4 separate regions of the Mus musculus genome follow, and all the other regions are linked to region 1. A link is a loop called in an ENCODE intact Hi-C map of the cell type or tissue named here. Cell type or tissue: heart. All regions are shown on one strand. Region 1 overlaps Srebf2 (sterol regulatory element binding factor 2). Region 2 holds the start of Mei1 (meiotic double-stranded break formation protein 1). Region 3 overlaps Cenpm (centromere protein M). Region 4 overlaps Mei1 (meiotic double-stranded break formation protein 1).

Evidence for each region. Peaks named below come from ENCODE experiments on the same cell type or tissue, not always from the same donor. Only the 100,000 strongest peaks of a DNase experiment are listed, where the experiment ranks them.
Region 2: a loop joins it to region 1, with 7 times the contacts of the local background. A loop is called at or near these places in 6 of 42 quality-filtered maps.
Region 3: it touches region 1 in a loop (4-fold over the local background); 2 of 42 quality-filtered maps call a loop at or near these places.
Region 4: a loop joins it to region 1, with 2.2 times the contacts of the local background. A loop is called at or near these places in 6 of 42 quality-filtered maps.

The regions. Positions count from the first base shown.
Region 1 is chr15:82,162,382-82,170,381 of GRCm38, forward strand. It overlaps Srebf2 (sterol regulatory element binding factor 2), which reads left to right. Exons shown (of 19, transcript NM_033218.1): 2 at 7,357-7,773. Among named protein-coding and RNA genes, the nearest start is that of Srebf2, 19 kb to the left of the region's middle. In heart, no CTCF peak of the experiment used is centred here; a DNase peak (open chromatin) is centred at 3,110; H3K4me3 peaks cover 465 bases; H3K27ac peaks cover 4,151 bases.
Region 2 is chr15:82,062,381-82,070,380 of GRCm38, forward strand. It overlaps 4930407I10Rik (RIKEN cDNA 4930407I10 gene), which reads left to right. Exons shown (of 2, transcript NM_001166475.1): 2 at 1-4,158. The coding sequence ends at 4,062. Mei1 (meiotic double-stranded break formation protein 1) reads left to right here and starts at 7,737. Exons shown (of 31, transcript NM_028897.3): 1 at 7,737-7,924. The coding sequence starts at 7,766. In heart, a CTCF peak has its summit at 3,334 (motif pointing right); a DNase peak (open chromatin) is centred at 3,321; H3K4me3 peaks cover 396 bases; H3K27me3 peaks cover 6,950 bases.
Region 3 is chr15:82,232,019-82,240,018 of GRCm38, forward strand. It overlaps Cenpm (centromere protein M), which reads right to left. Exons shown (of 6, transcript NM_025639.4): 4 at 7,861-7,940; 5 at 7,275-7,366; 6 at 1,744-2,491. The coding sequence ends at 2,351. Among named protein-coding and RNA genes, the nearest start is that of Cenpm, 8.7 kb to the right of the region's middle. In heart, no CTCF peak of the experiment used is centred here; DNase peaks (open chromatin) are centred at 93 and 4,773; H3K27ac peaks cover 1,085 bases; H3K27me3 peaks cover 699 bases.
Region 4 is chr15:82,072,590-82,080,589 of GRCm38, forward strand. Mei1 (meiotic double-stranded break formation protein 1) reads left to right here. Exons shown (of 31, transcript NM_028897.3): 3 at 250-300; 4 at 2,529-2,602; 5 at 5,011-5,116; 6 at 7,336-7,539. Among named protein-coding and RNA genes, the nearest start is that of Mei1, 6.5 kb to the left of the region's middle. In heart, no CTCF peak of the experiment used is centred here; no DNase peak of the experiment used is centred here; H3K27me3 peaks cover 1,022 bases.

The sequences.
Region 1 (8,000 bases):
TTACGTGCTTACTGTTCAGTTAGCTTTGGGGAGGGGTTGGTGGTTGCTTTTATGGTGGTGAAGACAGAACCTTAGAGCTTACTGAGCTCCGTGCCCAGATCTCGTCCACTGACACTGAAAGCAGTGTGTGGCCGATTTTCCAAATCCCTTCTAACACACTTTCATTTCGCCTTTACTGTCACTCCGGGTCTGTATGGTATTTTTCTCCCAAGTTGTGATTTATATAAATGCAAAATAAAGACATGTTTGGAAATCAGCGGTGGTAGTACACACCTTTAATCCCAGCACCCAGGAAGCAGAGGCAGGAGGAACTCTGAGTTTGAGGCCAGCCTGGTCTACGGAGTAGGTTCTAGGACAGCCAGATACAGTAACAGAGACACCCTATCTCAAAAAAAGAAAACAGATAAAACCAACCAAACAAACAAACAGAAAATAAATGGCTAGAAGCCAGGCGTGGTGACACATGTGTGTAATGTTTGTACTCAGGAGGTGGGACGGGAGCCTTCAGGGTCCTCTTCAGCTCCATAAGGAGTTCAGAAAGAGCCTGGGGTCCATGAGACTGGATCTCAGTACCCTACACACACCAAGAACGGGGGTGTCACATGTTACTGTTATGTTAGCCACATAAAAGTAATATAAATTAACAGGGCCAGTTGTAATCACCTTCTATAAATTTAAATAAAGCATACATATGATTTCTAAATAGAAAATACAATTTTCTTTTAGACATGAATAGTGTAATGGCTTTTTAAAAATTATTTAAATGATTTCTGTATGTGGGGGGACACGGGTCAGTTCTCCCCTCCACCACAGGCATTCCAAGGATCAGCTCAGGTCACCAGGCTTTGTGACAGACTTCCTCATTCACCAGGCCATCTTGCTGGCCCTCCTTTATTCCTTTAACTTTTAAACAAGAGATTTATTTTATGGGTATGAGTGTTTTTCCTGCATATAAGTGCACTGCATGTATGTGTGTGCACCGTGTCCATACCTGTTACCCACAGAGGCGGGTACATCTTGAGACTGGAGTTGCAGGTTATGAGCCACCATGTAGGTGCTGCGAATCAGACCCAGGAAACATCCTTTGAAAGAGCAAGCAGCCTGTGTGCTCAGCCACTGAGGCATCTCTCCAGCCCTCGTTGGTTGCTGCTGTGTGCCTCAGCCTCTTGAATGCCGGAATGGTGCACATGGGTCATCACAGCTGGCTCTGATGTCTTCTGCTTGTGGAACCTGGGACTCTGGGTGTTAGTCAGCTGCTATACCGCTAAGCTATCTCCAGCCTAGGTTCTTCTAAATGGAACCTTGTGTTCAGGAGCTCTCAGATAGCTGGACGAGAGGTGTCGAGTCCTTGGCGAAAGCCTTTAAGTAGGATGGTGAGCCAGCATAGAGAAAGAATAAAGGTGATCTTAGCAGAAAGGACATGGTGGTCTTACTCTGAGAATGACTCACCAACCCCAAACTGGTGCAGAAAGAGAAGTGGGTATCTTTGAAGGCTAGGTGAGTGGGAAGTGAAAGAAAGCTGTGGGTGTTGGAGGGCTCAGGACTGGGCAGGGCCGAGAAATGGCTCAGAGGACCAAAATTCAGTTCCAAGCACCTACAACCATCTGTAACTAACTTGAGCTCAAGGGGGAATCTAACTGGTCCCCTGGAGCACCCACATAAGCTGGACAGACAGATGTTCACGCTTCTTAAATAAAGAGAGAACAATTTGCAAGAAGGGCTGAAATGTGGTTTGTAGCTGGCAGGTGGCTCAGCAGTTCAGAGCACTTGCTGGTCTGTAGAGGGCCTGCGTTCAGTGGCCTGCACTAGGAGGCAGCGCACAACCATTTGTAACTCTAGTTCCAGGCGTCTTGTTTGAACAATGGCTGTGCAGGTCAGATGGTGATTGGTGTCTGACAGAAGACTAGTTGAATTGAAAACAGGGTGTGGGGTGGAGTGATAAGGTGCCATAGAGAGAAGCTTTGAAACAGTCAGTCTTAGGGTGAACCTGTGGCAGAGAAGAAAACCTGTGGAAAGTCCTATTGAAAATAGCTCTTCTGGGTGAGACAGTTGAACGGGCTCCAGCCTTGGGCTATGGAGACTGGAGAAGTCAGTACTTCATTCCCTCCCCACCCCCCCTCCCCACCCCTCCCACCCCGAACTGCAGAGGTGCCTTCTGGGTGCCTGGGAAAGGAGGAGAGAGCCGGACAGAGAGAACTAGGAGGCCACATTGAGTTGCTCTAGGTTTCTTGTGTGCTTTTTCTCTTGGGGGTGGGGTGTAGGCATGTGAATGTGCTGATAGTGGAAGCCAGAGCAAAGCATGTAGCCTTGGCGGCATGGTAAACGCCAAGTTATATGGTAAGTTATAGAGTAACTTACTGAACTGGGGGTCAGCTGTGAGTCATAAGCACACTCAGCCACGCCCGGCTTTTTGTATGAGTGCTGGGGATTTGAACTCAGGTTCTCATATTCACAGAGCAAACACTCTTACACACTGAACCAGGCCACCGCCTCCTTCTCCTTCTCCTCCTCTTCTATCTCCTCATCTTCCTCCTCCTTATCATCTTCTTCCTCCTTCTCCTCCTCCTCCTCTTGTTTTTTCAAGACAGGGTTTCTCTGTCTAGCTCTGGCTATGGTGAAACTGCGGATCAGGCTGGCCTCTGCTTCCTAAGCACTGGGATTAAAGGTGTGCACCACCACCATCCGGTCTATTTTCTAAATTTGTTTATAATAAATATATTATTCCTTTCATGATTTTAAAAATTGTCTAGAGCTGGCAAGATGCCTTAGCAGGTAAAGGCACTTGTCACCAAGGCTGATGGCCCGCGTCCCATCACTAGAGCACACACGGCGGGAAGAGAAAACTGACTCACCCCTACCTCTTTATACATGTGCCTTGGTATACACAAGCTCCCCCTGCCCCGTAAATAAATATAACTCAAAAATAAAACATATTATCTAACAACATTCATAATAAATATAAAGTGTAAGAATAACATTGTACTAATGTCTCAACGAATTAATAAAATATGTATTGAAAAAATAAGTAGTGGGGCTTGCAGAGGACACCCCAGCCACATGGCAGCTAGTAAAACAGTCTGTAACTCCAGGGGATCCAGCGCCCTCTTCTGTCCTCTGTGGGTACTGCATGTACGTGGTGCTCAGACACATTCAGGGAAAACCCCCATACAATAAGAATAAGTGACCTTTGCTCTGTGCAGTCACTCACTGTAGTCTAAGGTCTGAGGAGACCAGCTTTGGCAGTATGGTAAACCCTGAGTTATGTGGTAAGTTATACAGTAAGACCCTGGCTAAACTCTTCATCCTACCCCACCCTCACTCCCCTAAACAGAGTAATGACCTCTGTAAACCAGTTCTTCTCTTACCTCTCTGGGCTAGACAACAAATACCCATAGGACTATTAGCTGACTGTGTCATTTGAACACATTGTTACTCCATCTGGGGCGCTTTGGATGTACTCCTAATCAAAATTAATCTGATCAGGAGCCTGAAGTGATGGATTAGTGGCAGAGAGCCCTGGCCGTACTTCCAAAGGACCCAGGTTCAATTCTCAGCCAACCACACAATCTGTAACTCTAGTTCAGGGTTTCTGGTATCACCTGCATACATAGAGATAGACAAGTATGCCGGCAAAAACTCAATGGCATAGATTAAAACAATGCAAATTTGCTCTGATCATACTTTGATGTGCACTAGAGGCTGCCTGGCTAAGGCAGCCAAGATATGTTGTCGTCTCTAGGTCATAAGCTCCGTAGACTATACATGAACTTCTGTTTCTGTGAGGCATGAAGCTATTTGAAATGCACAGGTGCTAAAAACCTCCCTCTAGTTTTGTTTCTTTGCTTTTTTTTTAAAGAAGCAGAACCCAAATGTAGATTCTTGGTGCCCCAAGCAACTTAGCCTCAACTTTTAGAGACTGCTAAGGCTGGGGAAACGGTGGAGAAGGAAGTGAGGTGTGCTTGGGTGTGCCGGCCACTTCCGGGGAGCCTCTTTGCCCCCGTGCTCTGTGAACTGCAGCTGGAACACAAACTCCATTTTCAAAGCTTCATAAAACCTTTTCCCAGGCCTTGCTTTCCCTGGCTTCATGGCTCTCTGTGGAAATGAGAGCCCGTGTAACTGCCTGACACAAAACTCGGAGTGGGGAGCCATTCTGTGCTCTCACGCGGTGGAGGGTGGAGTCAGAGCATGACTGTTCCTGGAGCCTGCACCTCAGCTCCCTGCGTGTCTCTGCATGGCGCTCCTTCCCACAGTCGCTCATCTTGCCTTACCACTTGGTTAGGGCCTGCTGCTCAGCTTTCTGAAGTTGGCTTCACTGATACTTTCTATGTAAGCGTTGAAAGGCATTTTACTTTAAGAAGAAAAGAAAAAAAGAAGCAGCGGCCGTTCCATTCCATCTGCCTACACGCTCTTAACCTGCTTTGTGAACTAAAACCCTGTGACCTTTGCACACCAGCCGGTATTGCACCCCCCCCCCAGCAAAGGGAGCTTTGAGAGCTTTGAGAGCGAGCGCTTGGTGGAGTAAACTTTAAGCAGGCCCAAGTGCGTGTGCAGTGGGTGCTCAAGGGGCTTCCTGAGGGCCCGCCCCTTGCTGGCGTTTTGCATAAATTATCTTATTTCACCTCAGAGCAAAGAATCAAGTGTGTATTTATGTCCCAGCCAGCCTTTTGTGGTGAGAGAGAAGTAATCTGTCCTCACGGCTCCTGGAGCTGCCTTCCTGAGACCCAGGCCCAAACAGCACCAAACCCAAGCCTGTGCGCCCTCCCTCGGACTGCCCTTTCCTTTGGTTTTATGGCACTTGGGAAGGGCTGGAGAATTGCTAGATTTCTCCTAATCATCTTAAAGTTTCCCATAATCTCGTATTATGCTCGTGCGCCAGGTGTGCGTTTCATTTGTGTTTTCTTCTGAGACTCAGGACAGCTCTTAGTTAAAGTGTGGAGAAGGACTTGCCCTTAGTTGACCTTTGCCATGTCTGTGACTTGTGCCCTCCCACGTACGTACATCAGACTGGAGCAGTGAGGTGTTTGTAAGTGGAGCTGACATGCCTGGCTGGTTGAACGGCGATTGAATTGCTAAGCTCCAGTTGCTCCGTTTGGACCGCACTAGGAATCTCCAGTAACATGCTGCTTGCCCCACATACGACTCGGCTTCCTCAGACACCTCCCCTACTTTCAGAGACTTGGAAGGGACTTTCTGGGGCAGAGGAAGAGGACTTGGGGGAAGGAATGGAGACGGTGCTTTTTGGTTTGGAAGGCTGGTCTCTCTTTATTCTTATTATTTATATTATTTACTTTGTGTTGGGTGCATACTCCATGGCACATGTGTGGACGTGAGAGGACACCTTGTGAGAGTCAGTTCTTTCCTTCCTCCATGTGGCTTCTGGGGTTCAGACTCAGGTCGTCAGGCCATGCCCAGTGTCTTTTCCCACTGAGCCATTGTGCCAGGCATGGGGGCTGTTCTTGCCACAGTGGTTTGTTTGGTGTCTGAATGAGAGCATCAGAGGCTAAGAGAGCCTCTGGAATTCCCGACCACTTTTCAAGAATAATCACTCATTTCATGGGTACGCGTTCACGTCTTTCCTTTTAGAGTATCTTACACGTACGCCCCAGGAACAGGAAGCGGTCATGAGAAACAAGAGTGTCTGGAGTTAGTGGAGCGTATGGAAGCCTTCCCAGGCTTGAGGCTTCAGGGGAAGAGGGATTCAGGGGTTACAGACACTTGGAATATGATCTAGAAAGGAGAGCATAGTTTCCAAGGGGGCCCCACAGACTTCTTTCCCAGTGGGGAAAAGACACAGCCAGAGATCCACAAGGGCCCTGAAAAGCATGGAACCTGGTGCAGGACCAACATCTCTCTGCCTCTGCCTTCAAACGGGGCTCTGTGGTAATGAAGGTGAACGAAATGGTATGGCAGAAAAATGGATCTAAACCGGGCTATGTGCTGGCAGTGTGTGTCACTGTGTTCTAGCTCTTTCCAGGACTTTCCGTCCTTTCTTCTCTAAAGGTTCTTGACAGCTGAACTGCTGAGTGTACTCTATGCTGGCCTCAAACTCAGGAGCTGAGCTCCTGCCTCGGCCTCCCGAGTGCTGGAATTACAGGCATGTGCCACCATGCCCTGGGCTTCCCAGGTCACCCACAATACCGAGATATGTTGATTGAATACCCAGATTGGTTGAAGGAGATGACCAGAGTGTGTCTATTGAGGATGAAAGGGGCTAGGAAGAACTAACGTTTGGTGCAGCTACAGCCCAGCAGAGTTGGGGCACTGCCACAGAGAGCAGGGCTGAGAGTGGAGGTTGCTTCGTGGCCAAGGTTACTGCGCTCCAAAGCTTTCCGGCAGTGACAGCCCACCCTCTGCTTCCTGTGGGTTGTGTAGACCCATCCTGATCCATTTCTGCTATGGTCTTAGCATTGGCAAGCTGGACATGGTGGCTTATACCTGTAATCTCAGCACTCAGGTGGCAGAGGCAGGAGGATTGATGCAAGTTGTGGGTCAGCTAAGGCTATCTAGTAAGACCTGTCTCAGACAAGACAAGACATTGGATGGTCATACACTCTATTTTCCTATTTTGGGTAATATTGCTTATGGTGCCTAGAGTGGAGCCCAGAGCCCTGTGCATTTCCATAAATACTGTGTCACTCCCAACTCTAGTGCATCAATTTCTTCATCAAGTTTAAAAGTTAACATTTGTGAGCTGAGAATGGAGCCCTGTGATAGAGAACACATGCCTAGCATGTGTCAGGCCCCGAGTTCAATTTCACAGCACCTCAAAAGAAATCACCAAGAAATTAGTAACCTGAAGTTGAGGTTATTAAAGAGCCAAATGAGAGAAGTTAGCTCTCAGTTCAGTTGTTGGCTAGTCAAGGATACTGGCTAGACTCTAGGCATAGGATTACTTCTCTGTGCCCACAGATTACATACAACTCCATGGGAAACATTGGGGGTGGGAGGAGTACCAAATAAAGATGCCTGTGTTCCTTGGTCTACTGTAGTAGACACAATCCCAGAGCTTAGGAGACTGAAACAGGAGGTTTGCTGTATGTTTTGTTTTGAGACAGGGTTTTTCTGTAGAGCTGAGCTGTCCTATGCCTTGTAGACCAGGCTGGCCTCGAACTCACACAGAGACACCTGCCTCTGCCTCCGGAGAACTGGGATCAAAGGCAGGCACCACCATGCCTGGCTCAGGAGGATTGTTTTTTGTTTTTTTTAGGAGGATTGTTTTAAGTACCAGGTCAACCCAGTCTACATAACAAAACCCTGTGTCAAAAAGACAAAACCAAAATGTTTCTATTTTGGGTAGCAAAAGAATGACTCCTTTTTTCTTTCTTTCTTTTTTTTTTTTTTTTTTGTTGTTCACAGAGATGCTACAGTTTGTCAGCAATCAAGTGGGAGAGTTCCCTGATTTGTTTTCAGAGCAACTTTGTAGCTCCTTCCCTGGAGGTGGCAGCAATGGTGGCAGTGGCAACAACAGCAGTGGCAGAGGCAACAATGGTGGAGCCACAGACCCTGCAGTACAGCGGTCATTCAGCCAGGTCCCATTATCTACCTTCTCTCCCTCAGCTGCCTCCCCTCAGGCTCCGGCCCTGCAGGTCAAAGTCTCTCCTACCCCACCAAGGGCAACCCCTGTTCTCCAGCCGCGACCCCAGCCCCAGCCCCAACCTCCAGCTCAGCTGCAGCAGCAGACGGTGATGATCACCCCGACGTTCAGCACCGCTCCGCAGACGAGGATCATCCAGCAGCCTTTGATATACCAGAACGCAGCGACCAGCTTTCAAGGTGACGCAGAAGTCAGGGCACTTGGTGGCTTCCGGAGCCTCCGTGCCAGTGTGCAGACAGACACTGCAGACCTAGCCTCCCTGAGCGGGAGAAGACTTTAGTCTGGTCCTGTCTGGACAAGTTTGTGATCATTGGCAGAATGGTGCAGGGATGTATCTCCTTTCTCAAAGGCTTTAATGTCTCTTAGACCTACTTCCAAGTCCAAACCTGGGAAAGGCCAGGTTGTC
Region 2 (8,000 bases), 100 kb before region 1:
ACTTGTCTTCTCCCTCAGGACAGTTCTTGGGAAGCATGGCAGTTACCCTGGTACCCCAGAGATAGCCAGGCCCACCCATCCCTGGCTATATGCCAAAGAACGGAGCAGCTGCTGGATCCTTCTCATACGTTGGTGCCAGCAGAGCCTGTTAGCCTGAGGTACACCTCCACAACTTTAGCCTTCTCTCTTCCAAACTTCCCTCCAGCTCAGAGTCCAAACGTCTGCCTCAGAGAGTTTCTACCCAGTCCTCTTAACCAACAATTGGAAATGTCCACCAAGGAGTGCTTGGAGCACCCACAAGGTCCCTTAGGACCATGGAGTCAAACCAAGACAGTAGGCAGAGAATGCAGTGAAGCTACTCTGCAATATCTAAACAAGAGAAAGAGCAGGAGGGAAGATGCTCAGGAGATACGAGCATCTAGAGCCTTCTGCCCAATAGACTCTGGAGTGGAGGAGGAGGAACAGGCTAAAGCCCTGGGGTACAGAGACCAGAGGCAAGAAAGAAGGGACACTGATGGCGAGATCTCAGTGTCAGAGTGGGAGAGGCAAACCCAGGTGAGGACTGCAGTGAGAGAACAAACTGAGAAACTACAGAGGAAAGCCCAGAGGGAGCCTGGAGAGGAGAGCTCTTCTCCCCAGTCTCACATAGGAGAGAACCAAGAAGAGTTCAGATGTAAAACTGACATAGCAACTCAGATACCAGCGTGGGTCGACCAGGAGGATGCTGTGGAGACTCCAACACTGGGGAAGAATGAGAAAGAAGCCAGAGGGAAGGAAGAGGCTGAGGTCGAGGCCCAAGGATTGGAAACTCAGGACTGGACGGGAAGTAAGGCTGCTGAGAATTCCCAAGGGCTAAAGTGGGGGACACGAGACCAGTTTGGAGGCAATACTGGTACAGAAACTGAGGTGGAGGAAGGAAGGAACAAGGATCAGATCGGAAGTGGAGATGGTGTGAAAATCGAGACATCTGGAAGGGAGAATCCAGGAGAATTCAAACAACAGGACAATGAAAAGACCCAGGCCCTGGGGTGGGAGAAACAGAGATGCATTAGAACTGAGAATGACGTCCAGACTCCAGCTGGGGAGCGTGGAGGACAGAGCAGCAGTGAGAACGACTGGAAGATCCAAGCATCTAAGGGAGAGAACCAGAATCTGTCAAGACAGGAAGTTGAACTGGGCTTGAAGAAGCTCAGAGAGGTAAGAGAAGAGGACTGGGTGGTGATCCAGGCGCCATGCTGGGGCAGCCAGAGTCTCAGGCTGATCGCAGTGAAAAGAGGACCATGCTGCAGAGACCAGAGCCAGGTCAGAGGAGAATATACTGTAGACATCTCGACACTGGAAAGTGACCAAAGAGAGGGTGGAGATGCTGATGCAGCAAACCAGGTGACACCCGAGGCAGAGGAGCAGGCTCGATCCAGTGAACCTGACATGGAGACTTGCATAGTACCGAGCCAGGATGAGGAAAAGACTGAAGAGGAAAATGGAATGTATGCTCTGGCACAAGGGAAGAGAAACCTGAGAGGGGCTAACGGCACAGATGGAGCACAGACCCAGAAACTTGGGGAAGAAAACCAGGGTCAGTTAGGAAATGAATCCCATAAAATGATTCACGGACCAAAACGGAAGAATCAGAAACAGGTTAGAGGCAACGATCATATAAATAACCAGACATCTGAGACAGGGAACTGGGCGGAGCTAACAAGCAAGAAAGGTGATATGACCCACGGGACAGGGTACGAGGAAGCTGAGGAGGCTGAGGGTGAGGACGGCACAGAAGGAATGAGAATCGTGAGAGGAGCCGGAGGGGAGGAAGGTACAGAGACCAAGGCAGCCGTGGAAGAAAGCCAGAGCCCGTTAGGTGATGTGGGTACAAACACCCATTCATCCGAATTAGAGAACCAGAAGGAGATGGGCAGCGAGGATGCAACAGAAGCTCGGGCCCCGGAGCAGAGAAACAAGACAGAACCCGGAAATAATGACATAAAGACCCAGAGACCTGAGAGCGAGAGCCAGGGACAGCTGGCTGAAGCTGGAGGGATCGGGGAACAGGCTAAAGGCGAGAGCACTTCAGGAAATGGGGCAGCGGAGAAGAAAAACTGGGGAGAGGGTGCAGGAGAGGATTGTAGAAAGCTGCAGCGGCCCAGGAGAAAGGATCAGAGACTAAGGTTAGGTGAAGTTGATGGAAAGACCTACCAGTTAGAGTGGAAGAATCAGGAGAACTTTAGAGATGGGAATGATGCCGACATTCAAAAACAAGGGAAGAGAAACCCACTATGTTTCACGGGAGACGATGGCTCAGACACCCGAGCCTCTGTGGGAGAGGACCAAAGACAGTCTGTGTGTGAAACGGATGAAAAGAGTCAGACACCGGGGCAAAGAAACCAGGGCAAGCGTAGAGACACTGCTACAGAAATCCAGGATGTCGGGGTCCAGAGAAAACGCAGAGCTGAGGGCTCTAAACTGTCTCATCCATCGGGGAGAGGAGACAAGGGCCGGGTTGGCAGGAAGGATGCTGTCAGGCCCAGTCCCCCAAATGACTCTTCTGGGAAAGTGGGGCCCACAAGGCAGAAGTGCAGCTCGGCTCAGCTGGCTTCTCTCACTTCCGGATATGGAACCCCCGGACACAAGCAACCAATGGCTGGAAATGGTGTCGACTCTGCTCCCGGTTCTGAAGAACATCTAAGTTGCCAGGGCAGAGCTGCTGCCTGGAAGCACAGGCGTGAAGTCAGTGAAAGAACCCAGAAGGCCCAACCTGGATCTCAAAGAAGACAAGAAAGGGACAAAAGGGTGGACCTAGGGAAGGCTTCCAGCCCGACCTGTCAGGACCCCTATCCACAGTCTCAGGCATCCTCTGTCTTTCCCTCTCTCCTCTGTCCCCAAGTCTCTCAAGCTGCCCCAGCTGTACCATGCGTACCAGTAGCTCTCAAAACCCTTCACAAATGGCCAGCTCTCAAGAAGAGCAAGCATCTGCTCCTGGAATCGCTCATGAAGAGGAGGATTGCACATCTGAGGTGGGGCCTCCCTCGACGCATCCTGGAGTCGTACTTGCTTTTTCACTTTTTAGAATCTTGCTCCTTGCCGCCGGCTGGAGGGAGGCTGCCTGGATCACGCACGAACCGGGAACGCCAAAGGCATCAGGAACGACATTGTGAGTCTCAGGCATCCCTGTTAGGTCTTGAGTCTCCAGTCGGGACTCAAAGCCGTCCAGTTCTTGAAAAAAAAAGTTCGAAACTTTGTACCCAAGTCCAGGCTGTAGAGAAGCGTAGACCAACCAAGCCTGAGCCAACGGGCAGCTCTATTCCACCTAAGAAACCCAGGAGAATAAGACCACCAGGGGGAGCAAGAGAACCACAGATCCAGGAAGAGGCCCCTAAGGCCAAGATCCCTGCTCCCAAGATTCCTAGGCCAGCGGTAGAGCCTAGGAGCTGGCACAACCCAGGAGGAGTCCCAGAGTTTTCCATTGAGAACAGCAGAAGCAGAGAAATGGTTAGGTCTGGAGTCTCCCATGTAGAAGAGAAGACTTCCAGCAGAGCGAAGGCCTCATCTAGTCCAGGAGGCTGCAACCACCTGAAAAAGGAACGCGTACCAAGGGAAGCCTCCGGGCTCCCCGCAAACAAGTATCTGCACCCCACGGGCGGAAAAAGTGGAAGTGTGAGACCCTCAGAGGACAGAAAACGAGCCAGCTCTGCACATACATCCAGCTTGAAAGGGAGTATCCACTCCGCGGCAGCCAGACTGAGCATGACCGTCTGGAGCAAGATGGCTTGGTCGACACAGCTGGCTAAGCCCCAGCACTCAACCCCCTTTCTCACCCCGAGGAATCCTACCCCACTTAACAAAGTGGGGGCTCCACATACAGACGTGAACTGCAGCCGATTCCCCACTGCTTTAGAGAAGGACCTGGGGCCACCAGGAGTAACTGTTTCTAGGATAGAGAGCTACCAGGAACATGAGACCCCTGGAAACTCAATGGGGACACCCCACAATCCAGCCATCTCACAAAAGTTTGGTTTTATGAGGCACTTGAGATATTTTCTCAGACAGTATGGCCTTAAAAAGTAGGCCACAGGCTCAGAGTCCTTAGGACACGTCAGAGAAGGCATGCGACGGACCTGCTTAGTCTCAGAGCCTCTAATAAAATTGGTTATTTGGATCCTGCAGGATTGCAGATTCCTTTGGTATGTTGTCTGATTGTTCTCTTTTGGGATTTGTGTCCTCTGTGGACAGCATAGCCACTTCTACACTGTAGTTTTGAAGGTTAACAGAATGTAGGGCGATCCAATCTCATCTACAACCAACCCTTACCTTCTCAGCCCCTTTCCCAGGCTCCCAACTCCTCTTGATAGATCACACTGCAGTTTGTTTTTTTTTTTTCCCATGCCTTTGTCTTGCGTGATTCCCAAACTAATCCTGATTGAACTAGGATACTCAGCTCCAGTTGTTTGGAGGGTTGGTTAGTGCTCTTCATGACACACTGTTTTAGAGTTTTACTGCTGGGAACAGACACCATGGCCAATGCAAATCTTATAAAGGACAACATTTAATTGGGGCTGGCTTACAGGTTCAGAGGTCCAGTCCATTATCATCAAGGTGGGAGCATGGCAGCATCCAGGCAGGCATGGTGCAGGAGGAGCTGAGAGTTCTACATCTTCATCTGAAGGCTGCTAGCAGAATACTGACTTCCAAGCAGCTGGGATGAGGGTCTTGAAGCCCACATCCACAGTGACACACCTACTCTAACAGGGCCACACCTTCTAATAGTGCCACTCCCTGGAGTGAGTTTATACACACCATCACATATACTATTATCCAGTCTCATTATTACAAAAAGGGAGGTTTTCAAAGGCTGAGAAACCATTGAGCAAGAGGAGACATAAAGATTGTAAGACCAAAAATTGAGGAGGACCAGAGAGAAAGGTGTTTTTCTGGACCCAACAGGATACTATACTCATAGACTCATAGCAGCTGTGGTTGCTTGTACAAGAGCTGTGCAAGATCAAGCCAGTCTACATTCTAGCATGGGATGGGAAGGCATTCCTGGATCCCTCTGTTCCTGAAGGGCTGTGGGTACTTGATGACTTCCATGGGAGGGGGCGAGTCAGTTTTCTTTAAGGTGTAGCTCCTGATAGGTCAGGCATTCTCTAGTGGATGTCCCCATACCATATATGGGCAGTATCAACTGGAATCAAGGATTTATTTAAAAGCAATAAATAAGTAATTAATTAATTAATTAAATTAAAAAAAATCACAGAGCCAGGAATGGTGGTGCATGTCTTTAATTTCAGCAGTGGGTACCCAGAGGCAAGTAGATCTTTGTGAGTTCGAGGCCAGCATAGTCTATATCAGGCAGCTCACAGCTGTCAGTAACTAGTTCTGGGGCACTTGATGCCTCTTCTGACCTCTATGGACTCCTATAAGCACATGGTACTACAGTAGAGAGTAAGAAAGGACCAATCCTGAGTGACTTGATGATTTATTGAGTGATTTAGTTAAAGCAGTTGCTTGTGCTGCCTGTTAGCTAAGCAAGACCTCACTTGCTACCTGGGACAGAATGACCTGTAGGAGTAGCTGAAACAGATCTCTGAGTTCCAGGCCAGCCTGACTTACATAGTGAATGCTAGGCCAGCCAGGACTACATAGTGAGACCCTGTCTTTGGAAAGTGGGGAAAGCAAGGGGTGTTCAGTTTTGGAGTTTTGCTGCCCATAAACCAACTTCATGGAAAATCCAATCCACACTGCCTCAGTTCTATAATATCACCCACCACAATTTGTTGTATTAGCTCACTATGGGCGCATTCTGGAGCTAATTAAGTGTTAATCTTCAGAGGAAATCTTATGGCGCTTCTGCCTTGTGAGTGCTAAGCGAGTGCTGTACCGCTGAGCTATCTTTAGCCTCTACTCGCTTGATTCCTTATAAAAGCCATATGTGTTGACCAAAGGTCACATAGAAAATGTAATTTCAGCTATTTGGGAGGTAGAGTCGTGAGGCTCAAGAATTCAAGGCCATTCTCAAGTGCACCGAGTCCTCTACCTGTGGGGCAAGTGGACAGCGCCACCAGACAGAAGAACTGGTAAGGATGAGTGAGCCCAAACCCCACAAATCTTGGAATTGAGAGCCAGAAGGATGAGGCCACTCATTGCCTGCTCTCTGCTCTGGAACAAGTAACCAAGACAGCCTATTGAATCCATGGCCATTAGTCTCTTAGCATAAAAACCTGGAGTGCTCCAAGCTTATAAGTCACCTGGATAGGTCCCTTCCTGGGCATTCCTTCCCAGAAAAGGGGTTTAATCCCTGGTTCACCTTGAATAGGGTGAACGCGTTCACATCCACCATTAAGGCAGTTTGAGCAAGGATGAAACAAACCATCTCTTCGTCAGGGATTGCTGTGGAAGGGAGGCCTTGTCATAAAGAGCCGAAATCTCCTGGAGATGGCCTTCTCTCTCCCAGCTCCTCCCAACTCTCCCTGAACTCACTTGGGGCCAAACCGAGTTCCACCCCGGACCTGGGCTCTGCCTTCCAGTTCCTGCCTGGCATGCCCTAAGGGAAGCATGAATAAGGGACCTCCATTCCCATCAGTATCCCAGTGGCGCCTAGGAACACAGGAGACTGGGAACCACAGATATCATCCTCCATCCCGCCGAGGACCGTCGTTACAGACTGCGGTATGCCTCCCCCGAGCAGGCATGCTGGCCATGTGCCAGGCACCCCAACAGGAAGGCAAGATGCACCCCAGTTTATCTGATAAAACCAAAAAACTCCCAAAATCCCGTCACCCAGTTAAGTTTTAATATGTGTTCTGTTTGTTTTTTCCACCATCGCCTGCAGAATGTTCCTATAATAACGCATCTCTCTACCTCTACACTGTGGTAAGCGTGTAAAACAGTTTCCAGTGATCTCTACCTTCTGGTGTTGGTGCCTGGTGTAACACGCCGGCTCCTTGAATGTGATTTGGGCACTATTGACTCCCAACAGTTGGGGTACAGTGGAAATGATGGAGCAGTCCTGTCTCAGTCTTGGGAGAATCAGGAATTTAAGTCATCCTCAGCGGCATATCTTGTTTGAGACCAGCCTGAACTACATCAGAATCTACCCCCCCCCTTTTTTTGAGACAGGGTTTCTCTGTGTAGCCCTGGCTGTCCTGGAACTCACTCTGTAGACCAGGCTGGCCTCAAACTCAGCCTCTTCCTCCCAAGTGCTGGGATTAAAGGCATGTGCCACCACGCCTAGCTAGAACCTAACTCAAAATAAACAGAAGGGAGAGATGGCTCAGAGGTTTGTTCTTGCAGAGGATTTGGTTTTAGTTCCCAGCACCCAAATGGTGACTCTAAGCCTCCCCAACGCTAGCTCCAGGGGATCTGACTCCCTCTTCTGACCTCTGCAGACACCAGGCACTCACGTGGTGTACATACATACACACAGGTTAACACTCATACATAAAAAATTTAGTGAAAACAAAAAAGCAAATAATAGCAACATTTATTTTTTTTCTTTATCAAATCTGACAACTACTTTATAAACGCTTTGAGCACACATTCCTGATGAGGTCCACGCACAGTCCTTTTGGGTTTAGTTGCACACAATCCACAGTTCTAGCCTCCAACACTTTGCCTTGCAGTGGCTGCTCGCCCGCGCGTCGTCGGGGCGCAGGAGGCTCGCGCTCCTCCACGTGCGCTCGGAGCGCTCTTCCGACTGCGCTTGCGCAGAAGCGGCGCGGGAAAACCTGCGCTGCAGAGCCGGGGAGGCGAGGAGGTGGCTGCGGGGCAGATGACGGCTGCTGACCATCCCGCGTTTGGGAGAGATGAAGAAGCGGCGCTGCTCCTGGAGAGGACCCATCACCGGCACGATCCGCGCTGGCTGCTGCCCGTGTCCCCTCACGTCTGCATGGCCTGCGCGTTGGAACTGCTGCCGGAGCCCGGAGTGTCGGTGCGACCTAAACCCTCCCTCCTCCTCAAGGACCTGGTGTGGCTATTTCCCTCACCCTCCTCAGCAAGCCAGCTTC
Region 3 (8,000 bases), 70 kb after region 1:
TCAGACATACTGCCAGGAGCAACTGCTCCCCGATGTCTTTGGTAAGGTCTGAGGGCACCTGCCTGCCATTTAAGTGTCACTCAGCTCTGCTGTGCATCAGCAGCAGGCCAGCCCAAACCCCAGAGAGGTGCCTCTAGTTCCACGGTCCCTGCCAAGCTTGGCAGGGAGCTGGCAGCAGCGACAGCCTGAAGCTCCCCAGCGCCTGGAAGGCTCCCAGGCCCTCGCTGGAGAATGTGATGCCATTTCTCTTGTTAAATGGCACCAGGTGGCAAAGAAAATGTGGCACAGGGACCTGAGGCGGAGATGTGCACATCACACTAGCAGAGCGGGTTAAGAGGAGAGCAGCTTCCTGTTGTCAGCAGGTGACATAACAGTGTCCCCATGCTTTCTTTAGCTCAGATGTTGCTCCAGCAGCACCGCCTCTCCCGACCCCACTTTAGGACCCAGGGTACTGTGGTCTGGGAACAATGTTAGTCCCTAAGAGAAGGCTGGCCTTCCAGTCCATCTCTAGGGACAGTGCACATGTTCTCATTTGCTTGCAGCCTTCCCCCTATTTCTGGATCCACCTGTGCTGTCCCCCCTCCCACTCCCCAATGACTGAATGTCTTGTCAGGGTCGCCTGAGTCAGACCTGTGGTACTGACAGAGCACCTTGGCAGTCTGCAGTGAGGGAGGTTTTTCAGCTCACAGGACTGCTGCTTCCTCAGGCATAAACCCCTGTGTTTCCATCTCTTGGACCACACAGAGCTCAGGGCAATGCAGGCTGTGCCCCAAAGGGCACACCTTTGGCTCTCATGAAGCCTGTAGGCCTGCTGGGAGGGTGACAGGAGCTGCCACTGCGAGAGCACAGCCCTGTGAAGCGTGAAGCACTCTGCAAGTGTCAGGTGACGTGTGTGGCCTCAAGGGAACCTACAAAACTGGGATGCAGGGGGGGCTACCTTCAAGACAGAAAGGTACTTCAGGCTAGGTGTGGTAGCGCATGCCTTTAGTCCTAGCACTCAAGAGGTAGAGGCAGGTGGATCTCTTGAGTTCAAGGACAGCCTGGTCCAGGAGAGTCAGGGCTACATGGAGAAATCCTGTCTTGAAGAAAAAACCAAAACCAAACCCAAACCCAGAGAGGTAAGACTGACCCTAACTTCACAGTAGGGCAGGGCCTTGGGATGTTCTGGAAGGAGCTATGGTCTTTGCGTCATCCGAGTGCGGTGAGCTCAGGACTTGGCTCCCCTGCTCCCTCAACAGCACCCCCAGGTCCCGTGTGTTAAGCCACCTTCTGAAGAATTGGGGACTTTGACGGGGCTGACAGGACCAACCCAGCTCTTTTACAACCTTCTCTTTGGATCCAGTGTGCAATGCCACAGTCAGCTTGTCACTTCTCACACTCCGACCTTGCAGCTGTCATTCCTGATGTGAGAGTGGCTTTACAAATCAGCTCAGTCACTGCGGGGCAGGGGTGGCACATGCCTGTGATCCCAGCACTCGAGAGGCAATGGTCGGTGGATCTCTGAGTTCGAGGCCAGCTTAGTCTACAGCCTGAGTTCCAGGACAGCCAGGGCTACACAGAGAAACCCAATAGCTCAGTCTGTTTTGTTTTGTTTTTGTTTTTTTCGAGACAAGGTCTCTCTGTGTAGCCCTGGCTGTCCTGGAACTCTCTGTAGACCAGGCTGGCCTCGAACTCAGAAATCCGCCTGCCTCTGCCTCCCGAGTGCTGGGATTAAAGGCGTGCGCCACCACTGCCTGGATTGCTTTTTTTTTTTTTTTTTTAATGTGATTGGTAGCTTGCTGTTACAGTGTGAGGCATGACACTGTGTGTGATCTACAAGAGAGACCAACAAGTTGTAGGGAGCAATGTGGTCTTGGGCAGCAAGCCACCTGCCATTTCCTTCAGCCCTCTCAATGTGAGTAGAACCAGCTCCACTTACACGAGGAAAAACAGGCACCAGAATACAACAGCCGGGCTGTAAGAAACGCAGGGCCTGGACCTGACATTTTCCCTGGGCTCCTGGAAGCCACACTTTGCCCCCGCAATTGTACTGAGTCAGTTTCTGCATCTACAACACATTTCCTTCCTTCCTTTCTTTTTTTTTTTTTAAAGCCATGGCTCTTTGTTCCAAAATCTTAGGTGGATTATGATGTTAGACAGGTGCAGATGGGACCTCTGTGGGGTGAGACGAGAAACGGGAGGCTGCTGGGGTCTCGCTGGGCTCTCTCCCGACTCCTGCCCAGCAGACCTCCCTGGTGGAGCTCAGTCCTGCAGTGAGCAGGCTGCCTCTGGGCCTGTCAGGCCCTGACTGGTCTTCACCAACAGTGGCTGCTTTTGGAACTGGCAGCAAACGTGTGGAGGGCAGTAATGCTCACAGCTCCTTGGATGGGGGGTTCTCGGGGCTCCGCAGCAAGGACATCAGGTTCAGCGCGGAGACGCCTGGCACATGGCCAGCGCAGATCTGCAGAATGCGCACCAGACGCCGCGCCATGGCTGCACGAAAGCTTTCCACCTTCAGGGAAGAGCAAAGAACAGCAGTGAGGGGGTGGCTGGCCCGGTGGACACACTCTGAGAAGCTTCTCAGGTGGAGCTGGAGGACGAGAAGCAGGGGTACCTTAAGGTCACATCGGGCAGCTTCCTACCTCACTCTTCAAACCCAGAGACACTGAGCCCCAATCAAGAGGAAATGGGGGACTTGACGAGCAAGACTGCTAAGGCCAAGGACACTGTCAAGCACAGGGTCACAGAGAAGTCACTGCCCAGGTTGGACCTCAACCACTGCTAGTTCCAGCCACTGCAGGAAGCCACAGGGACAGAAGAGGATGGACAGGATGTGTCACCTACAGGTAACCCCTTTATTGGGGTGGAGGGCCCAGGGTAGCTGGGGGTGAAGCTGTCCGGGCCCTGAACCAGTGAGTTCTGGGCAAGTAAGAGACACTTGCAGACATTTTCGGAAAAGCAAACGGCGCTCCATTAGCGGCCCCAGGGCACTGTCAGCCTGTCACTGACTCCCTGCAACCCTGCTTCATCTCTACAGGCAGCGCCATGCTACCAGCTACCAGCTGTCATGCCGGAAACCTCAGTTGTCCCTTACTCGTCTTCCTGTCACCTCACATCTGTCCGCCAGCACTTTCTGTTCAATGTCCAGGAAACAGCAAGGACTATGGGCCACTCCGTGTCACTCTCCCCTGGACACCAATGACTCCAGGCCACTCAACCCTTCCAGAAAAAAATCTCTAAACCTTGTCGTCGTTTCTGCCCTTCTCTCTCTCTTCATCTCTCTCACAGCCAGAGCAAAGCCACATGTCTCCTAGGCTCCAAACTTCAGCAGTTCCAGTTTCATTCCAAGTAAGAGCCAGAGTCTTTACCGACTCCAGGACCTGGCCATCACTGCTAACATTTTCCATTGCTCCCCCTCCCCACAACCCACTCCAGAACTCAGCTACTCCTGCCCGGCCTCTCAAAAGGCCCCTAGACACACCAGCAAGCTCTAGGTCTCTGCACTTTCTGCTCCTGACAGCACTCTTCTGCAGACTGCACCATGTCCACTGCCGAGACACGAGCTCTTTCCTGCCTTGGTATCCATTCTGCCCACGAAGCCACAGCCTTAGCTCCCATCTGAGTCACTCTCTCTTACTTTACAAACAAACAAGCACAAGTGGCCTGTTTGTGTTCCTGCCGAGAGCACAGTCAGGATGTATATATGTATATACCGTTTTGTTCTGTGCGGTGCCTCTAATGCCTACAGCGGGTACTGAGGCACACTGTGCAGGTGAGGTATTTTCAGTCACCCTCTTCAAACGTCTGACTCCTCAACCTCCGGCTGCTTTAGCCTGAGTGCCACGGCTGCCTCCTGTCACTCAAGCCCCGTGCAGACATGCCCCGCCCATTCTGACCACAACAGCCAGGACTGCCCATGTCATATGGGAAGACATACTCTGCCGGGCTAGATTCTGACAAGACTGGGCCAGTGTTTGCTGGACTTGTGTGCCAAGCAGTAGCACAGGGCCTGTTGGTAGACAACTGACACTGGGGAAATCACACACCTCTTTAGAGCAGTGGGTCCCAGCCATCCTAATGCTGCCACCCCCCCCCCCCAACCATAAACTGACTTCACTGCTACTTCATAACTGTAATTTTGCTACTGTCTACATGAGAATATAAATATCAGGTAGGCAGGAGACACAGGTGGAGAACCACTGCCCTAGAGTATTTCCCTCCTACAAAAGACAACTAGCAACTCTTGCTACACAAAGGCCTCCAAATATGTAGAGGTTCCAACTTGGTAAGACAAAGTGTATGCCCTGAGAAGGCTCCTCAGAGGCCTGCAGGGACCGCTGGTCTAAAGATGGGCTCTTCATCTGAGGGATGGAGGCCTGCCTCTGCGCAGGGATCGGAAGCCCTGCTGCCAACTAGAAACACACAGGAGTCTCTTCTCCCCTCTACACACCCGGCCCAGGAATTTCCTTTCTTTCTTTTAAAAATTACATTAAATAGGGAGGGGAGGGAAAAGGCTGGCCAGTGGTGACCTTTAACCCCAGCAGAGACAGGAGGACCTCTGAATTGGAAGACAGCCTGGTCTACAGAGTGAGTTCCAGGACAGCCAAAGCTATACAGAGAAACCCACCCACGCACGAAGGTCAAAGGACAACTTGCAAAGACTCCACTCTCTCCTTCCTTCATACAGGTCCCAGGGACAGAACTCAGGCTGTGAGCAGTGCCCTTAGCTGCTGAGCCACATCTCTGCCCTATTCCAGTCCTCGAGCCCCATGAAAACTCAAAAGCTGGTGTGGCCTGCCACCTTGTGGCCATATGGGAAACTGCAGCAGCACCTGTCATCCAGGTTAGCAGGCACGCCATAGCCACCACCTTGGTTATGGAGCAAAGATGACTCTTCAGAAAAAAATAAAACTACTGAGGAGTGGGTGCCAGGTGGCTCACAGAAAGCAGGCCACAATGGGAAAACGGCTGCAGACTAACGGGCTGGCCTAACTTACAGCGGTGTGACTGAACAAGCTGAGTCTTCCTGGAGCGTTTCCTCAGAGCTTTGTTATGAGGAAAACCTGGCAAGGGAGACACTTCCGGTGTGCTGGGATCACTGGGTGCCACCTTTGAAAGCAGAGCTTGGAGCTAGTCAGGGATTCTAAAACCAACTGTGAGTAAGACAGATGAATGGAATATAAACCTTGATCAGTGCTTTGGTATCAGGGTGATGTAGGGGGCAGTGTAGCAACCAGAACACAGTAGTGATGAGGCTGGCCCTAACTGCAAGCCAAGGCATCAGTACCTTATGTGTACGGGTGCTCTGCCTGCATGTATATCCATGCACCATGCGCGCGCCTGGTTCCAGAGAAGGATAGAAAAGCAAAGCGTATCAGATCTAGAGTTGTAGACAATGGTGAGCTGTTACGTGATGCTGAAAACCAAACTCAGGTCCTCTGTAAGAACAGCAAACGCTCCCCACCAGTAAGCTACCATCCCGCCCAAGCAGCACTGTCTGCTGGTGACTGCTGACTTAGCTCTTCCTACGACTCCCTTGGCTAATTCAGCTCAACTTAGGTCACACGTTAGTATGGTTCTCTGTGTGTGTGAGATAATTCTGGAGTTTTGGGTTTCTTAAAAAAGAAAGAAAGAAAGAAAGGAAGGAAGGAAGGAAGGAAGGAAGGAAGGAAGGAAGGAAGGAAGAAAGAAAGAAAGAAAGAAAGAAAGAAAGAAAGAAAGAAAGAAAGAAAGAAAGAGAAAGAAAGAAAGGATAGAACTATAAGAATGTGTTTTTGTCTTGATCCCAGGTGTAGTGGTGTGGCACTGCTGCGGGCGTCCACAGCAGCTGACTGTGATTTCCCTGTGCTCTACCAGAGGCGTGGTTTTGCCAGCTGCAGACAGTTTCTGAGATTGTGTGACGTTTGGAATTCTGGGAACTTTTCAGAAGGTATGTAAATGCTAGAGGCCTGAGGAGCAGGGGTGGGTGGTGTCGGTTGTTAAGGGAGATTGGTTAAAGAAATTGGATTCAGAGATCTCTATACCCCTTTCTCCCCTCTAGCCTTCTTTCTATGTACTGATGGGAGAATAAAGGGTAGGAAAAGAACTCACAAAGTAGCTAAGACTGGCTTCAGGGAGGGGCTAAGTTCTACTTCCCATCTAAGTTTATGGATCACCTGAAGTCTGCCATCACTGGCACAGACCAGAGACCCCATAACAGGAAACTCCAGAGCACAGAATGTGTGGAGTTCTATCCTTGGGGAAAGGTGCCAGATCCAGGATCTAACTGTTCAAACCTTGAAACCAACAAAAAGATCCCTTGGAGCAACTGAGGAAGTCAGGTCCGTGGGTAGGACAGCTCAGGCCCAGAGAACCTTCAGTAATCCTCCCAGGGAGTGTACATTAACTCCTGTAGGATAACAACACGTGTCAGCGGAGTGTGCACTTCTGGGGCTCCGTGGGTAAGTGTGCTTGCTGTATAAGCATGTATCCAGACCCTAGCACACATGTCAAATGCTGGGTGTGGCTGTGCGTGCCAGTAACTCTACTGCTGTGGAGGGAAGGGAGCAGCAGAGGCAGGCAGGAGGATTGCTGGGGCTTGCTCGCAATCAGTCTAGCTCCATGTTCAGTGACGACCCTGCTCAAGGGAACCAGGCAGATGGAGATAAAGGCCACCCGATATCCTTCTCTGGCTTCTGGGTATGAGCAGGTACATGATCCATTACACTGTGTTCACAACACATACACAAAATAAAAATTAAAGAGAATGGGAGAGGGGGTGACTGGGAGGAGGGGTAGTGAGCGGGATAAAAAGTGAGTAGAAAAAGACAATATAGAGAAAACGCATACCAGCCTTCTATGGCCAGCCAGGGCTCACTGGTGAGCACACTTACAGAAGCTTAATGGATTAGAATGGAAGCAATACACCCAGCGACATAACTGCCCATCTAACAAACGCCCCTATTACTTGCTGTGTGACCTGTCCTGTGACACTACCTGACACTATAGACAAGGTCAGGCACTCTGACTGCAGGGAAGACACCGGGATACGCTGGTTAATGAGACAGACACAACACCGTATCTCCTAAGAACTTACCTTCCAGCAGGAGAGTGGGATATTAACAGGGACTTCCAAGCACACCACAAGACTTGAGCTAAGCCTCAAATCACAATTACATGGCTCCTTCCATATCAGGTGTCATCTCAATTGGAGACTTGGGGACCGTTCAGGAAGCAGTCCTGATATGCTCACTGTCTGTTCACCGCCCTTTCTTTGTACTGAACTATAGCATGGCCTCAATGAGCAGGGTTCTCACCTGTAAATCACAGAGGAGCAGCGGGCTTCGGTAGGTGTGGGCCAGTTTTATAACTGTGTTCTGGTGGACGCTGCAGTGGCTTTCCTGTCCCGCTGCAAAGAAGCCAGGCACACACACTTGAGGCTATACCCGCCCGAGATCGACCTGCAGCTGTCTCCCAAGGGCTGCGATTAAGGGTGTGCACCATCACTGGCCACCTTCAAAAGTACATTCTTAACTGGGGCTGGAGACATGGCTCAGCAGTTAATAGCACTTACTGTTCTTCCAGAGGACCCGAGTTTGAGTCCCAGCACCCATGGTGGCTCAGAACCACCTGCAACTGTCTATAACTACAGTTCTAGAGGACCCCATACCATTTTCTGGTGTCCTCAGACCAAAAAAAAACAAACAAAAAAACAAAAAAACCCATGTACATAAAATTACAAAAAACAAAACAAAACAAAACACTCCAAAAAACCAACAAAACTAAATTTTTAAAAAGTCAGTAGTCAGGTAAGGAGAACCTCTCTGCAGGCTACCTCCTCAAGGGTCCATAAGTACGACCACTCTAGCTAGGTGGGGTGTAACAAGAAGGGGCCAAACTTACCCCCTGTGACAAGGAAGCACACTTTCCCCAGGAAGAAGCTGCTGTCCACGTGCTGCAGAAACTCCTCCACTTTCTGGAGACTGGGACAGGAGAAGCCAGGCAAGAAAACAACCATAAGACAGAAAGACGCAGTCTCTATA
Region 4 (8,000 bases), 90 kb before region 1:
CTGCCAAATGTATTGTTAACCCTAGATGGGTCACAGACTCCAGGGCATACAGTCTGCTTGCCGCGAACTCGGACTGTCATCATTTAAGAGTTAGACTGGACACTGAGGACTCTAGGTGTGGTTGAGATCAGAACTGAGCAAGGGCATTGTTTAAAACGGCTGGGCTTAGAATTATCATTGCCTTTGTAAAACTGTATGCACTGAGACCGCACTGCTAATCATCCTATTCTTGCCTCCCTCTGCTCCAAGGACTGTTAAACAGTGTGGAAGATGGGAGTATGGCAGACCTCTGTATTGAAGGTAAGGTGTTCCTCCTGAAGCTGTGTATACCTACCATTCAAACTGGGGACTATTAGCCTGAATTGTAGCCCTGGCTACTGAGTGGCTACTGAAATTGCTCACTTAGGAACGTAGGAGGGAACTCAATGAGTTGATAACTGATTCTGTTTTTTCTCAGGCATCACCTCTTTGCTAAGTACTGCATTAAGCATTAGAGGTATGTCGATGCTAGGATGTGGCCAGGCTCACTAAGAATTCACAGTCTGCAGAGGAGACTGGTTGGTAAATTAGTGAGGGTAGATGAGCGCTTTTACAGAGAAGTGGATGACGGGCTGGGCATAGAGGTGTGTGCCGTGAATCCCAGCATTCTGTTGCAGAGGCAGGAGGATGTCTGTGAGTTTGAGGCCAGCCTGGTCTACATATTGAGTTTCAGGACAGCCAGGAATACATAGAGAGACCCTGTCTTTAAAAAGGAAAAGAAAGGTGCCTGGAGAGATGGCTTAGTGATTAAGAACACTGACTGTTTTTCCAGAGGTCCTGAGTTCAATTCCCAGCACCCATGTGGTGGCTCACAACCATCAGTAATGGGATCCGATGTCCTCTTATGGTGTGTCTGAAGACAGCAACAGTGTGCTTATATACAATAAATAAATAAACAAATCTTTAGAAACAAACAAACAAGGCATTGTCAACAAACACTTTTTGTTTTTGAGCCATGTGTGGTGCTCACGGCTATAATCTCAGGATTTGGGAGGTGGAGGCAGAAGTATCAGGAGTTCAAGGCCAATCTTGGCTACCTACCAAGTCTGAAGCCAACAGATAAAGAAACTGGGCTGGAGCGATAGCTTAGGGATTAAGTGCACATATCGCCCATGCAGAGAATTTGGGATCAGTTCCAGCACCTAGTAATGATTCACAACCATTTAAAATTTTAGAAGAAGCTGGACGTGGTGGCTCATGCCTTTAATCCCAGCACTCGGGAGGCAGAGGCAGGCGGATTTCTGAGTTCGAGGCCAGCCTGGTCTACAAAGTGAATTCCAGGACAGCCAGGGCTATACAGAGAAACCCTTCTTTAAGATTTGTTATTATACATAAGTACACTGCAGCTGACTTCAGACACACCAGAAGAGGGCACCAGATCTCATTATGGGTGGTTGTGAGCCACCCTGTGATTGCTGGGACTTGAACTCAGGACCTTCGGAAGAGCAGTCAAGTACTCCTACCCACTGAGCCATCTCACCAGCCCCAAACCCTGGCTTCATAGTAGCTGTACTAAGAGAACTTCAGCAATATACTCACATCTTATATTAAGAAAAATGTTTTTTTTTGGGGGGAGGGGGGGCAGTGAGATGACCCAGAGAGTAAGGACAGGTGCTATCAAAGTCTAATACCCTGAGTTCAATTCCTAGGACTCACGTAATGGAGGAAGATAACTGACTCAAAGGTTACCCTACACGCATGCGCGCGCGCATACACACAAATATATATAAAATGTTTTAAAATGCAAACATATAAATTAGTACATATATATACATGTATAAGAAAATTTAAATAAAATATACTTTGATATACGTATATATGCCTACATTTTTCATATTTAAGAATTGTTCACATAAAGTATGTGGGCCCAGATGTGGTAATACATGCCTCTAATTCCAGAATATGAGGAGGTAGAACCAGGCAGACCAAGGGCTCAAGATCAAACTCGCCTACATAATGGGTTCAAGGCCAGCCTGGACTACATCAGACCTTGTCTCAAAGCAAACAATAAATAAATAAAAAATAAAGATACTCAGGCTTAGAGATGCTTATTTAATTGGTCTAGAATGGGACTTGAAATATTAACATTTTTCATCTCTCTTTCTTCCTTCTTTCTTTCCTTCCTTCCTTCCTTCCTCCCTCCCTCCCTCCCTCCCTCCCTCCCTCCCTCCCTCCCTCCCTCTCTTTCTTTTTTTCCTTCCTTCCTTCTTTTTCTGTGGCCTTGGGGGTTGAATCCAGGATATGAAGCATGATAAGCAGTCACTCCCCCGTAACTATGCCTCAGTCCCGTATTAGTATGTTTTTGAAGCTCTTTAAAGCCTCAGTGATTCCAGGGTGTAGCCTGAGATGCTAATATAAAACAATGAAGATGGGTACATGTACTTTAATGAGGGAGAGAGATTATTTGCAAGAAGCAAATTACTGCCATGCTGGTAGTTTGAGTAGGTGTGCGGTTGTCTTCCGGGTTGTAATGCTGTTGCATCTCTCAGTCCTTGTCCAGCTCACTACTCAGCCGAATATGGAACAGACCATCCGTTGCCTAATGAATGAGTGCCACAGAGAGGTGAGCGTATAGCTGAGGGGTTCCGAGACCCCTCAGAACCCCCCGATTCTGTCAGAGCTAAGCTGGTCCTCTTTGCATAGATGGAAAATTAAACTCTAGAGAGTTGCTGAAGGTCCCACCGTTGGTGACAGAATCTGTACGGTTCTGAGGTTCTAGCACACTGTACACTGTACAATGTCCACTTTCAGAGACCCGAGTTCTGCTTCTGTGCACAAAGCCTCATCTTCCCGGTGTAACCATCCCATGGCCCATTCTCGGGGACTTCCTATTTACACGGCTCTTTCTTTCTCTCTCTTTCTTTCTTTCTTTCTTTCTTTCTTTCTTTCTTTCTTTCTTTCTTTCTTTCTTTCTTCCTTTCAAGATTTATTTATTTGTTATATGTAAGTAGCTGACTTCAGACACTCCAGAAGAGGGCGTCAGATCTCATTACGGATGACTGTGAGCCACCATGTGGTTGCTGGGATTTGAACTCAGGACCTTCAGAAGAGCAGTCAGTGCTCTTAACCGCTGAGCCATCTCGCCAGCCCCAGAGCATATTTCTTTGATGAATTTATAAAGGAAAAAGATTCCTGTCTGGATTTGGTATTTTTGCTTGGTTCTGAGTTGTGTGTATGACTTGGTATTAGTATCTGAAGTCAATGGTGTACAGTGTGTATAACATGCTCTCTTTATTATGTTAAAAGCCAGTTAAACCATCTTTTGTATTATGCCTAAGATTGAGGAATAATATCAGAACCACTTTTTGTTTTGGAGATGTAGCTTGACTGGCCTAGAACTCATGGAGATCTGCCCACCTCTGCCTCTTGAATGTGGGATCAAAGGTGCATGTCCCCATGCCCAGCTTAGGATCATTTTTTATTTATTTTAATTTATTTTATAATATTTATTTAGGAAGACACATGTTCACATTAATCTAATTAAGAGCAATATTTATACATTGTATTTAAATTATCATATAATTATTTTATATGTGATTAATAGATTAAATTTCTGATTATATTAGCTATCCACAACGATGCTGCCATTAACCTTTTCGATCACTTGCTCGATATTACAGGCTGTGAGGTGATTTGCATGCAACATCTTTTTCTTTTTCTTTTTTTCTTTTTGAGATAGGGTCTCCATACATAGTCCAGGCACTAAGCTTTTGATTCTCTTGCCTCAACGTTTCAAAGACTAGCATTATACCCAGCTTATATGAAACATCTCTTTACATTTAAATTAAAATTTTATTTTATGCATATGGGTTTTTTTTTTTGTCTGCATGCATGTCTGTGTAGCGCATGCATGCCTGCTGCCCTCAGAGGACAGTGTTGGATCCCCTGGAGCTAGAGCTCTAGATGGTTGTGAGCTGCCATGTGGGTGCTGAGAAACAAACATGGGTCTCTTGAAAGAGCAGCCAGTGCTCATTACCACTGAGCCATCTCTCAGCCCCCCCCTTTTTTATAGTTTAATATATTTTAATAGCAAACTTACAGGAACAGCACAGAAGACTGACAACATTAAAAACTGCCTCCTGAGTGTTGGGATCAAAGGCGTGCAGTGCCAAGTCTGGCTGATGTACAATACCTTATCCAGGCTCATCAACAAACGTAAGGGAGTGGTGTTCTTATTTTCCACCGGAAGAGTCTATGCAGTAGAGAAGGCCACTCTTCCTGTAAATCACAAAACATAGTTCTTGTCCCACGGAGAGTGTAACAATAAGAGCTGAGCATGGTGGTGCAACCTATAGTCCCCAGCCTCAGCTATGTAGAGAATTTAGGCTAGCCTGGGCAAGATGAGATCTCAAAAAACCAGTGAAAAGATTCACATTTAACATAATCAGCAAAATTATGTTTATTCAAACCATGTGACATTCACCCATCAGGCTGAGGGTGCAGTTCAGAGACAGAGGGAGGCCTTGTGTTCAAACCCAAGCACTCCATCCACACAAAGTTAATATTCAATAGTGGTAGCTAAAATATATATGTATATACATTTAGAATCAGTAGTTTATCTTTGTGAGGGTTCCAACTTTTATCCTCCAGTGTCTAGTTCTTAGAGAGGCAACACATGCTGTGTGTGTGTGTGTGTGTGTGTGTGTGTGTGTGTGTGTGTGTGTGTAGGTTGAACATAGGATCTCAAACATGCTAGGCACATGCTCAACCATCAAGCTACGCCCCAATCACAATATGCTACTATGAACACCGTGTAACAGCCATGTACTAAGCTAGGACCTGAGGCCATAGAGAGGAAGCTGGCTTGCTCCCTTACCCCAGCAGTTCCCAGGTGAATGGAGGAGAGGGCGACTTAGTTAAGGCTACCTGCGGTGACAGACATGCATAACAGGTGCTACCTGGGTAGGGCGAGATCTGCACGGGAGAGAGGGCAGCTGTGATCCTGACTGGGCACATGTTCACTTCCTGTAGCTGTGTAACCTGCGCTCCATGGGAGGCAGCCTGGCCACCACGACTCTCCTGGGCAAGCTGGTGGACACCATTCCTGGTTTGGCGGACGAGCTTGTAATGGAGCACGGTGAGTTTCCTGTGGAGGGGGTGGCTCCTACCCTTTCCAGCTTTGGTCACATTGCCACCTGGGCGTCCTAGTCAATTTAACTCTTCTTCAGATTTGCAGAACGTGCCTCCAACCTACAAGCTGCCTCTGGTCTTGGGCTTTTCGTTGTCATTGTCATTGTCGTTGTTGTTTTGTTGAGACAGGGTCTCACTACATAGTCCAGCCTGGCCTGGAACTCACAGTTTTCCCTCAGTATACTGAGTACAGGAATTAGAGGCGTATACTGCCATGTGTGGCTCTTTCCTCCCCTTTAATATAAATGGGTTAAGGGCTTACCGCGGCCTTCCTTTTGGGTGAAAAGACGAATTAACTCTGGGACACAGAGCACCTTTGCATCTTATATATGTAATTTAGAGTGTTTGTATGTGTGCAGGTGTGTGGTGCAAGCCACAGAGAGTTTGTGGAGTTCAGAGAACAATCTCCTGCCACCTTGTGGGATCCAGAGATCAAACTCAGGTTGTTAGGTTTTCAGGCAAACTTCTTTCCTGGATCAGCAAGGTTTCACAAACCTCGAAGCACTTTAAAAAATAAAAAAATCGGGCTGGTGAGATGGCTCAGTGGGTAAGAGCACCCGACTGCTCTTCCAAAGGTCCAGTGTTCAAGTTCCAGCAACCACATGGTGGCTCACAACCATCTGTAACAAGATCTGAGGCTCTCTTCTGGTGTGTCTGAAGACAGCTACAGTGTACTTACATATAATAAATAAATAAATCTTTTAAAAAAAAAAGAAAAAAATCAAAAAAATCAGTGAAATGTAAATCCCAGAGGATTGACTGTTAACTTTTTTTTTGTTTTGTTTGTTTGTTTTGTTTTTTGTTTTTTGTTTCATACTTTTTTAAAAAAAGATTTATTTACTATTATAAGTACACTGTAGCTGTCTTCAGACATACCAGAAGAGGGCATCAGATCTCACTACAGATGGTTGTGAGCCACCATGTGGTTGCTGGGATTTGAACTCAGGACCTTTGGAAGAGCAGTCAGTGCTCTTAACCACTGAGCCATCTCTCCAGCCCTGTTTGTTTGTTTTTAAGACAGGGTTTCTCTCTGTAGCCCTGGCTAATCTGGAACTTTCTCTGTAGTCCAGGCTGGCCTCAAACTCAGAGATTTACCTGCCTCTGCCTCCCACGTGCTGGTATTAACAGTATACACTACCACTGCCTGTCTATCCTTTAAGTTTTGACTTTCTCTTTTGGTCTTTAGGAAACATTTCTTGTAGGTGATTTGGGAATTCACTACTATCTCACTGAGATGACAATTTGGATTTTTATTTTTCTAAAAGAAACGTATCTATGTAACGATTTGTTTATATACATGCCTGCATGAATATACAGGTGCTCAAAAAGGCCTGAGGGAGCGTCATATCCCTGGGAGCTGGAGTTATAAGGTGGTTGTGAGCACCTTGATATGTGTGCTGAGACCTGAACCCAGGTCTTCTGCAAGAGCAGTAAGTGCTCTTTGCACTGAGCCATTTCTCTAGGGCCAAGTTTGGAGTTTTATATGGTAACTCATGTAACATTTCTTGTTTGTTGCTGAGAGATGGTTTGATGGCTAAGAGGACTGACGTTCAGTTCCTAGTATCCACAACTGCCTGTGGCTCTGTATCTGGCACCCTCTTCTGTCCTTCATGGGCACCTGCCATCTGCATTCACACGCACAAACCCACCCACAGACACATTAAAAATAAAACTTAACTCGGGAAGCAGCGGCAGGTAGATTCTGTGTTTGAGAGAAACCCTGATTTGGGGGTGGGGGTGGGGGGCCAAGAAGACCAAAGCCAACCAACCAACCAACCAAACAAACAGTAAAAGACTTCTTGCTCCTCTCCTCTCCTCTCCTCTCCTCTCCTCTCCTCTCCTCTCCTCTCCTCTCCTCTCCTCTCCTCTCCTCTCCTCTCCTCTCCTCTCCTCTCCTCTCCTCTCCTCTCTTGCTCTCCTGTCCTCTCCTCTCCTCTCTTCCTCTCCTCTTCTCCCTCCCTCTCTTTCTTTCTTTCTTTCTTTCTTTCTTTCTTTTTTTTTTTTTTTTTTTTGAGACAGGGTTTCTCTGTGTAGCCCTGGCTGACCTGGAACTCACTTTGTAGACCAGGCTGGTCTCGAACTCAGAAATCTGCCTGCCTCTGCCTCCCGAGTGCTGGGATTAAAGGCGTGCGCCACCACGCCTGGCTTTGGTTGTTTTCTGAACAGGCAACTTGATGGAACATCTGTTGAGGGGCTTGGTTTACCCCAATGAGGGGGTACAGGCTTCCATCTGTTACCTCTATGGGAAGCTCTACTCCTCGCCCACGGCCGCTGAGATGCTTTCCGGCCATTTCCGGGAGAAGCTGTGTGCCCTCTTCCTTTCCACCTTGGACAGCGCCCAGACAAAGGACCTACAGATCAACTGCTTGGGTAAGACAGTGTGTTAGAGAGTAAAGGGACTGGCTGTTGCAGGCGGGGCAGAGGTTTGCTGCACTGGAGAGAGCCAAAGGCCCTCCTGTCATTGGGAGGAGAAGATGGAGGAAATAGAAGTCTTTTTGCTTTGGGTCTTTGCTGCCTGAATTTGCTGCCAATGTGAATTGTTTTCTCCTATAGAGTCTCTTCTCTAGTCAGAAAAATCTGACCTCTTCTGGCCTCCAGGGTAAAGTCTGGGTTCCCTGCTTGTGTGTGTGTGTGTGTGTGTGTGTGTGTGTGTGTGTGTGTGTGTGTCTCAGTATATAACCTAGGCTTGCCTTTAGCCCTGTCTTCCAGACCAGTGCCACCATGCCTGGCTGTTGAAGGATTTTAGGAGCTTCAGGTCTCTTGCTTTGCTCCTTACGTGAATGCTCACAGCATGGTGGAGGCTTCTGAGTCGTGAGCTGTATTTTATCATC